Regions from separate parts of the Homo sapiens genome. Here region 2 is linked to region 1. A link is a contact called in ENCODE Hi-C data. All regions are on one chromosome and are shown on one strand. The core of a region is the stretch at or near the end of the contact, and the rest is flanking DNA. Distances in the headings are between cores, read along the strand shown. Region 1 holds the start of POLR2L (RNA polymerase II, I and III subunit L). Region 2 holds the start of CTSD (cathepsin D).

Evidence for each region. A loop is a pair of places that touch in the nucleus more often than their neighbours do. Pooled maps may share reads with other maps.
Region 2: a loop to region 1 is called in a map of ascending aorta, with 4 times the contacts of the local background. The contact joins the promoter of CTSD here to the promoter of POLR2L in region 1. A Hi-C loop is called at or near these places in 1 of 168 maps with a recorded cell type or tissue (ascending aorta) and 11 of 50 pooled maps.

Annotation. Positions count from the first base shown.
Region 1 is chr11:840,346-843,782 of GRCh38, forward strand. POLR2L (RNA polymerase II, I and III subunit L) reads right to left here and starts at 2,184. Exons shown (of 2, transcript NM_021128.5): 1 at 2,069-2,184; 2 at 1-135. The coding sequence starts at 2,163. The coding sequence ends at 27. It overlaps TSPAN4 (tetraspanin 4), which reads left to right and starts at 2,507. Exons shown (of 9, transcript NM_003271.5): 1 at 2,507-2,570. RefSeq lists enhancers at 443-1,187, 1,188-1,933, 1,934-2,677 and silencers at 1,946-2,575, 2,686-2,775, 2,796-3,025, 3,011-3,179.
Region 2 is chr11:1,762,677-1,766,255 of GRCh38, forward strand. CTSD (cathepsin D) reads right to left here and starts at 1,251. Exons shown (of 9, transcript NM_001909.5): 1 at 1,116-1,251. The coding sequence starts at 1,183. RefSeq lists silencers at 821-910, 1,161-1,630.

The DNA.
Region 1 (3,437 bases), core at 934-3,433:
CAGCGGGTGGGTGGGTTCCAGCGTGGTCACTTCTCCAGGGGTGCATAATTGAGCAGCTTCTCGATCAGGTCCACGTGGGCCAGCAGCATCCGGCGGCAGCAGTAGCGCTTCAGGCCCAGGGCATCCAGCGCATCCCTGTGTCGAGGGGAGGAGCAGAGGCCAACTGAGTTCTCTACGGTCTGCAAAGGCCTGGAGCCCACATCCAACCTGCCTCTCACTGCCTGCTGGCCTCACCCCCCCCGCCACCGGCAAGGCGAACAGATTCACCCGGCTCAGAAGCTGAGATCTAGCAGTATGATCCTGGCTGGAGTAACCTGGAAATGCCCAGAACCCTGGGTGGAGCGTGAGGAGCCTCCTCTCCCACCTACTCTGGCTGTACGTGTGTGTGTATAACGTATGTAAGAAATGTAAATGAAATGAAAACGAAGTAATTGCGGGGAGCTTAGAAAACCAAGACCACCAAGGTGCTGATGTGCAGCCACCTCATCCAGCACTGGCCACGGCAGGGTAGCTCTCCAGGGGCCTGCCCTTAGCTGGTTCACCCCCACCCCAGCCAGAGCAAGCCCTGCTCTGCCGCTGTGGGGTCTTTCCTCACCTCTGCTTCCTTCCATCAGAGAGAGACTGCTTCTCCACGGAGCCACCTCTCCCACTTCCCAAGCCAATTAGAAGCTTTCATTTCCCTGGGACCTAGCTCCAGTCACCCTCAAGACCTCCAGAAAACTCCCACACCGATGGCTCCAATGTGCAGAGACACAGAAGCTTGGGAAAGGGGAGGCCACATGGGAGGCCCCTGCCGTTCCTATCCGGGGAAAGGGTCTGGACAGGCCGCCAGCCACTCAGTCTAGCAGCCCACTCGCTTTCCTCGTTTGTCCAGCAAGCTGCACCAAGTGCCGATGGCAGGCTGGCGCACACAAGCCCAGGGCTTCACATGTGACGAAGACTCAGTGGGCGAGGGTCAGACTCCAGCGGGGGCACCAAGACTCAGGCACCGTGGTGACAGCAGCACCAAGGGACAAGCACAGGAGAAAGACGCCTCCCCTACAAAGCCTGATGAGGGTGGTCAGCAAGTCTACCCTGCATTTCTTTTTCTGTGTGTGTGTGTGCGTGAGACGGAGTTTCACTCTCTCTTCCAGGCTGGAGTGCAGTGGCGTGATCTTGGCTCACTGCAACCTCCACCTGCCTCCCAGACTCAAGCGATTTTCTCGTCTCAGCCTCCCAAGTAGCTGGGACCACAGGTGTGCACCGCCATGTCCGGCGAATTAAAAAGATAGAGCCAGGCGCGGTGGCTCACGCCTGTAACCTCAGCACTTTGGGAGGTCGAGGCGGGTGGATCACCTGAGGTCAGGAGTTCCAGACCAGCCTGGCCAACATGGCGAAATCCCATCTCTACTGAAAATACAAAAATTAGCCGGGCGTGGTGGCACACGCCTGTAGTCCCAGCTACTCGGGAGGCTGAGACAGGAGAATTGCTGGAGCCCAGGAGGCGGGGGTTGCAGTGAGCCGAGATCGCGCCACTGCACTCCAACCTGGGCGACGGAGCGAGACTCCGTCTCAAAAAAGAAAAATAAAATAAAATAAATTTCTGGAGATCAGGGTCTCCCCAGGTTGTCCAGGCTGGTCTCGACCTCCTGGGCTCAAGCAAGCCTCTCGCCTCGGCCTCCCAAACTGCTGGGATTACAGATGTCAGCCGCCGCGCCCGCCCGTCCTGCAGCGAGGTTTGCAGGACATGGGGTGGGCCTGGGGGCAGAGATGGGAATAGGGCGGAGGCCAAGGGCTTTACTGCGGGTGACAAGACGCCTGCGACCCGCCAGGCCACCTAGAATCCCCAGGACACCACTGGTTTGAAGCCCAACTCCGTTCTCTTCCCCAGACTTCAGGGGATAAGGTTCTCCCGAAAGCAGATCACAGAGCGGGGCTGGAGAAGCCGGGCCTGAAGCTGCTCATGGGGCGCTGGCCTCAGGCAGCGCTGCGCCTCCCGCCCCGGCGCGCACCCCAGGGCGGACTCAGCCCCCAGCCCCGGCCCGCGCCCCACGGCGGACTCAGCCCCTAGCCCCGGCCCGCGCCTCACCCCTCGGTGTACTCGGCCTGCAGCAGCCCCAGGTAAGCCTCCCACTTGTTGCCGACGATCTTGCCACAAGTGAAGCAGCGTACAGGGATGATCATGGCGGCGGCGCGTCCCAGACTGCCCGGCCCGGCCCGGCCGCACGCGAAGAACCCCCCCAGGCCCCGCCCCGGGCGCGTCCACTGTTGCGGGAGAATCGGCTCCGCTCGTTCTCCGCTGTTCCGGCCGTCCCTCCACCGGCCCCGCCACCGCTGGCCGCAGTTTCCGCCGCGATAGGGGCTTCCCGTGCGTCCCGGGGCTCCTGGGCCTGTGCGTCCCGGGGCTCCCGGGCCCGCGCGGCCGCGGCAGCAGCAGACCGCACACCCCCGCCCACCGTCTTGGTGCATCCCGGCGCTACGGCGTCTGAGCAGGGCCGTAAAGCTGCGGCGGCGGTTCGCGTTTCTCGTGTCCGCTTGACTGACAGCTGCGCGGCGGGAGCGGGCGGCGCGAGCGGGAGGCGGCGGCGCAGGTACTGCGCCTGGGGGTTGTGGGGGCGTGCGGCCAGGGTCCCGTGGCCGGAGGTGTCCGACCGGGAGCGGCTGGAGCCGGACGCGAGCGGGGCGCGCGAGTTCGAGCCCAGAGCCGACACGCAGCAACAAGTGGGGTCCGGCGCGGGGGCTCGGGGAGAGGGCGGGCGGGGGCCGGGGCGGGTCTTCCTGCCGCCCCTCCTGGCCGCGCCGAGTAGTGGGTTCCTCCGCCTCGGCCTCTGCCCGCGGGGTGTCCGGGGCTCTCGGCGCTGAGTTCGGGGGTCCCATTCTGGACGCGGCCCAGCCCCTAGGGGCGCCGCCCTGGCCTCAGCTGCGCAATTACAGCCCCCGCCGGCAGCTCCCCGCCCCGGGCTCCTGTCCGCGTTCTTTCCGCTCTTTCCCGGGAATGGGGTCGGGGTGCGCCCTCCCGGGTCCCGGCTCTGCTGGCTGCTCGCCGTCCCGAGCTCCCGACGCTCAGACGCGCCTCTGAGCACGGGGAGAGGGGACCCGGGAGGGAGGTCGGGGAGGGAGTCGTGGAAGAGGTGCTTTTTGAGCTGAACCTGGAAGACCCCGGCACAGGGGATCCCTGGGCAGACTCCCGGAGGCTGCACTGGCAGGACCCCCTGAAGGCCTCAGCTCTGGCTTGCCCTGGAGCTCAGGGCCTACGGACGACGAGGGACGAGGAGCCCGTGTCTCTCGGATGGAGTGCGGGGGGGCTGGCACCAGCACCCTTCTTGCTGTGCCCCTGGGGTGGGGGTGAGGAAATGGGGGGTCGGTGTGCAGTGAGAGGCAAAGAAGGCTCCTTGGAGGTGCGAGGTGGGCTGTGGGGGTGGGTGGGCCGCAAAGCGGCACCCATGGGGGGCTCTGGG
Region 2 (3,579 bases), core at 1-2,500, 920 kb after region 1:
CAGCTACCCTTCCCTCCAAGAAGCCCCAGGATCGTTTCCCCTCTGCTGTGTCTGTCCTCCTTGGAGAGGGGAGGCCTGTGGATAGGCTGGCAAGGTCAAGGCAGGCTCAGGCTTGTGGCTACTCCCCCACAACGACTTTAATTGGGGCTACCCGCCCCCGGGCCATTCCCCACAGCCTTTGGTGAGGCTCAGTCCTACCCAGCTGGCCCAGCCAGCTCCAGCCCCTGCAGCCTTCTGACCTCACCCACCTGCCAAAAGGCAGTGGACCCATCGCAGATCCCAGGTCTCCCACAAAGGCCCAGAGCAAGGGTGGGGCAGGTGCCCAATGGGATGGGTCAGCATACCCCTCCTGGGAATGCGGGCTGCCTTGCAAGGGCTGGGGAGGGGGTCAAGAAAGCAGACTGCAGCATGGCCCTCCTCTGCCCAGCTGGTCAGGCATGGCCGGGCCCCATCCCATCCAGGCCCAATCGGTGGCCTCACCTGGCACAGGGGATCGGCCTGAGGAGCGTGTGGGCCTCACTACAGCACAACCCCAGGCCCGGGGTGGGTGAGCCGACCCACTCCCCATGCCTCCTCCTCTCTCAGGGACATGGGAACTCCTAGGGTCTCGAGGGGTCTCCCAGCCCAGGGCCTGTGATAAGAGCCGCTGGAGCAAACTTTTAAAGCCCCCAGTTCACAGGTGGTAAAGGGGTCCCTAAGGAAATGGACTCGCCCAGACTCGGGGGCTCTGAGGCCTGACCTAGGTCTCCAGCAACAAGGGCGCTCAGTACAGACCCCAATTCCACCTGCCCCGAATGAGCACTACCTCCCCCCGCCCCGCCCCGTCTCCAGGGAGGCTGCGGTCAGTCTGCAGTCCTCAAGGTACAACCCAGGGTGGCATATGGGGGAGAGGCATCTGGCGCCTCTGCCCCGGGTCCCCTGCACCTCCGGAGCCCGGCGCCCCGTAGGCGGGTGGTCCGTGCAGGAGGCCGCGCAGGGCGGCACAGGTGCATTCCAGCGCGGGGGGCGCAAGGGGCTCGTGGGGGCCACAGGGGAGCGCGAAAGTCACCACAGGCCCCGGGACCTCGGCGCCGCGACCCCTGCCCGTCCCTGAGCCCCGGCCCCTGAGGCTTCACCTGACGAGCGCGGAGGCGGGTGCAGCCAGCAGGCAGAGGGCGAGCGGCAGAAGGCTGGAGGGCTGCATGGCGGCGGCGGCCGGGTCGGAGAGGGTCGCCGAGGCCGTGCGCTTATAGCCGGGATGACGCCGCAGTTGGGCCGGATCAGCTGACCCGCGTGTTTGCACCCGGACCGGTCACGTGGGCGCGGCCGGCGTGCGCGGGGCGGGGCGGAGCGGGGCCTGGCCTGGGCGGGGCAACCTCGGCGCACGCGCACAGCGCCCGGGCGGGGGGCGGGGTGGTGGTGCGCCTGCCGCGCCTACAGTTCCCGCCGCTCGCGCCCGCGGGGTCAGCCCGGCCCAGCTTCTGGGGTCTGGAGGATTCCCGTTTCGGCCTGGCCTGGGGTCGTGGGGCGGCCCACCCTGGAGGGCCCCGCGGGGTGACCCCTGTCCCGGCCGCCGCGGCCGTCCCCGCGTCCAGGCCTGCGCGGGGCGCTGCGCCGTGGGCTCCTGCACCTGCTCCTCCCGGCGCCCCCTCGTCCCCCTCCGAGACGCTCCCAGACATCCTCTCTGGAAGCCTCTTGCAAACCAAGGTTAAATTCAAAGTCCCCAGCCCACCGAATGGACCCTCCGCTCCTCTACAGGGCTTCCAGAGAAACCTGGAAAACCAGCTCAGGCCCTGCCGCAAAGGGGGTCGGACCCGCTCCGCCCTCTCCCTCTGGGCGCTGTGCTTAGAGACTCAGGCCTCACCGATGGCTCTAGCCTCCAGATCCCAAATTCCAGCCTCACACTGGCACAGCCTCACGTGGCAGACAGCAGGCCCGAAGGCAGGCAAAGTATTCCACCCTAAAATACATTCCTTTCACATGTTTTGATATGGCACTGCACAGCTGTCTCTTGAGGGGGCGAAATTCGCGTTTTCTAGAGAAGCTCCTTCCCTTAGGAGGTCGGGCACCTTTTGTCCACTCACGTCAACTCTTTTTTTTTTTTTTTTTTTTTTGAGACAGAATCTCGCTCTGTGGCCCAGGCTGGAGTGCAGTGGCATGATCTCGGCTCACTGCAACCTCTACCTCCTGGGTTCAAGCGATTCTCCTGCCTCAGCCTCCTAAGTAGCTGGGATTACAGGCGCGTGCTACCACGCCTGGCTAATATGTATATATACACACACGTATGTATATATATATATACACACACACACATATATAGTGTATATATACACATATATATACGTATATATATACACTATATATGTATATACATATATGTATATGTGTATATATGTGTATATATACATGTATATGTGTATATATGTGTATATATATACATGTATATGTGTATATATATACATGTATATGTGTATATATATACATGTATATGTGTATATATATACATGTATATGTGTATATATATACATGTATATGTGTATATATATATACATGTATATGTGTATATATGTTTTGTATTTTTAGTAGAGATGGTGTTTCACCATGTTGGCCAGGCTGGTCTCGAACTCCTGACCTCAGGTGATCTGCCTGCCTCAGCCTTCCAAAGTGCTGGGATTACAGGCGTGAGTAATCCCACTTTAACTCTTTAGGCAAAACATAACTCTTTCAACCACTTGCCAATCAGGAAATCTTTGAATCCCCTATGACCTGGAAGCTGCCCCTGCCAACCCTGTTTCTAGGCTGAACCAATGTATATCTTACATATGTTGATTTATGGTTTTGGCCTGTAACATCTGTCTCTGTAAAATCCGTAAAACCAGGCCGGGCATGGTGACTGTTGCCTATAATCCCAGCATACTCGGAGGCCAAGGTGGGAGCATTGCTTGAGCTGAAGAGCTTGAGATCAGCCTGGGCAACATGGTGAGACCCTGTCTCTACAGAAAAGACCTGAAAATTTTAAAAAAAAGTATAAAGCCAAGCTGTTACCCAGCCACCTTGCTCACATATTCTCAGGACCTGCTGAGGTGGTTTCACAGGTCATAGTCCTCACATTTGCTCAGAATAAATATCTTCAAATATTTTATAGTGTTTGGCTTTTTTTCAACAACACTCCCTATACCCAGGGTACCCAGATGGACCTCATCCTTACTCTCCAAGTGTCCCCTGCCCAAGCGCCCACTCTCCACCTCCTCAGAGCAGCACCTCACTGGGCCCTGCCCTGGCCACCCTGGGCCCTCCTCCCTTAGCCCAGACTTGCCCATCTCCAATGTGGCACCATCCCTGGAACCCCATCTCCAACGTGGCACCGTCCCTGGAACCCCGTCTTCAACGTGGCACTGTCCCTGGAACCCCATCTCTAACGTGGCACCGTCCCTGGAACCCCGTCTTCAACGTGGCACTGTCCCTGGAGGCCTGTCTCCAACGTGGCACCGTCCCTCTAGGCCCCGACCTCAAAGGTGAGCAGTGTATCCAGGTCAGAAACTGGGTCTCCCGACACTGAGCCTGCAGAGGCCATGGTGACAGTTGCCCCAGGACTTCACC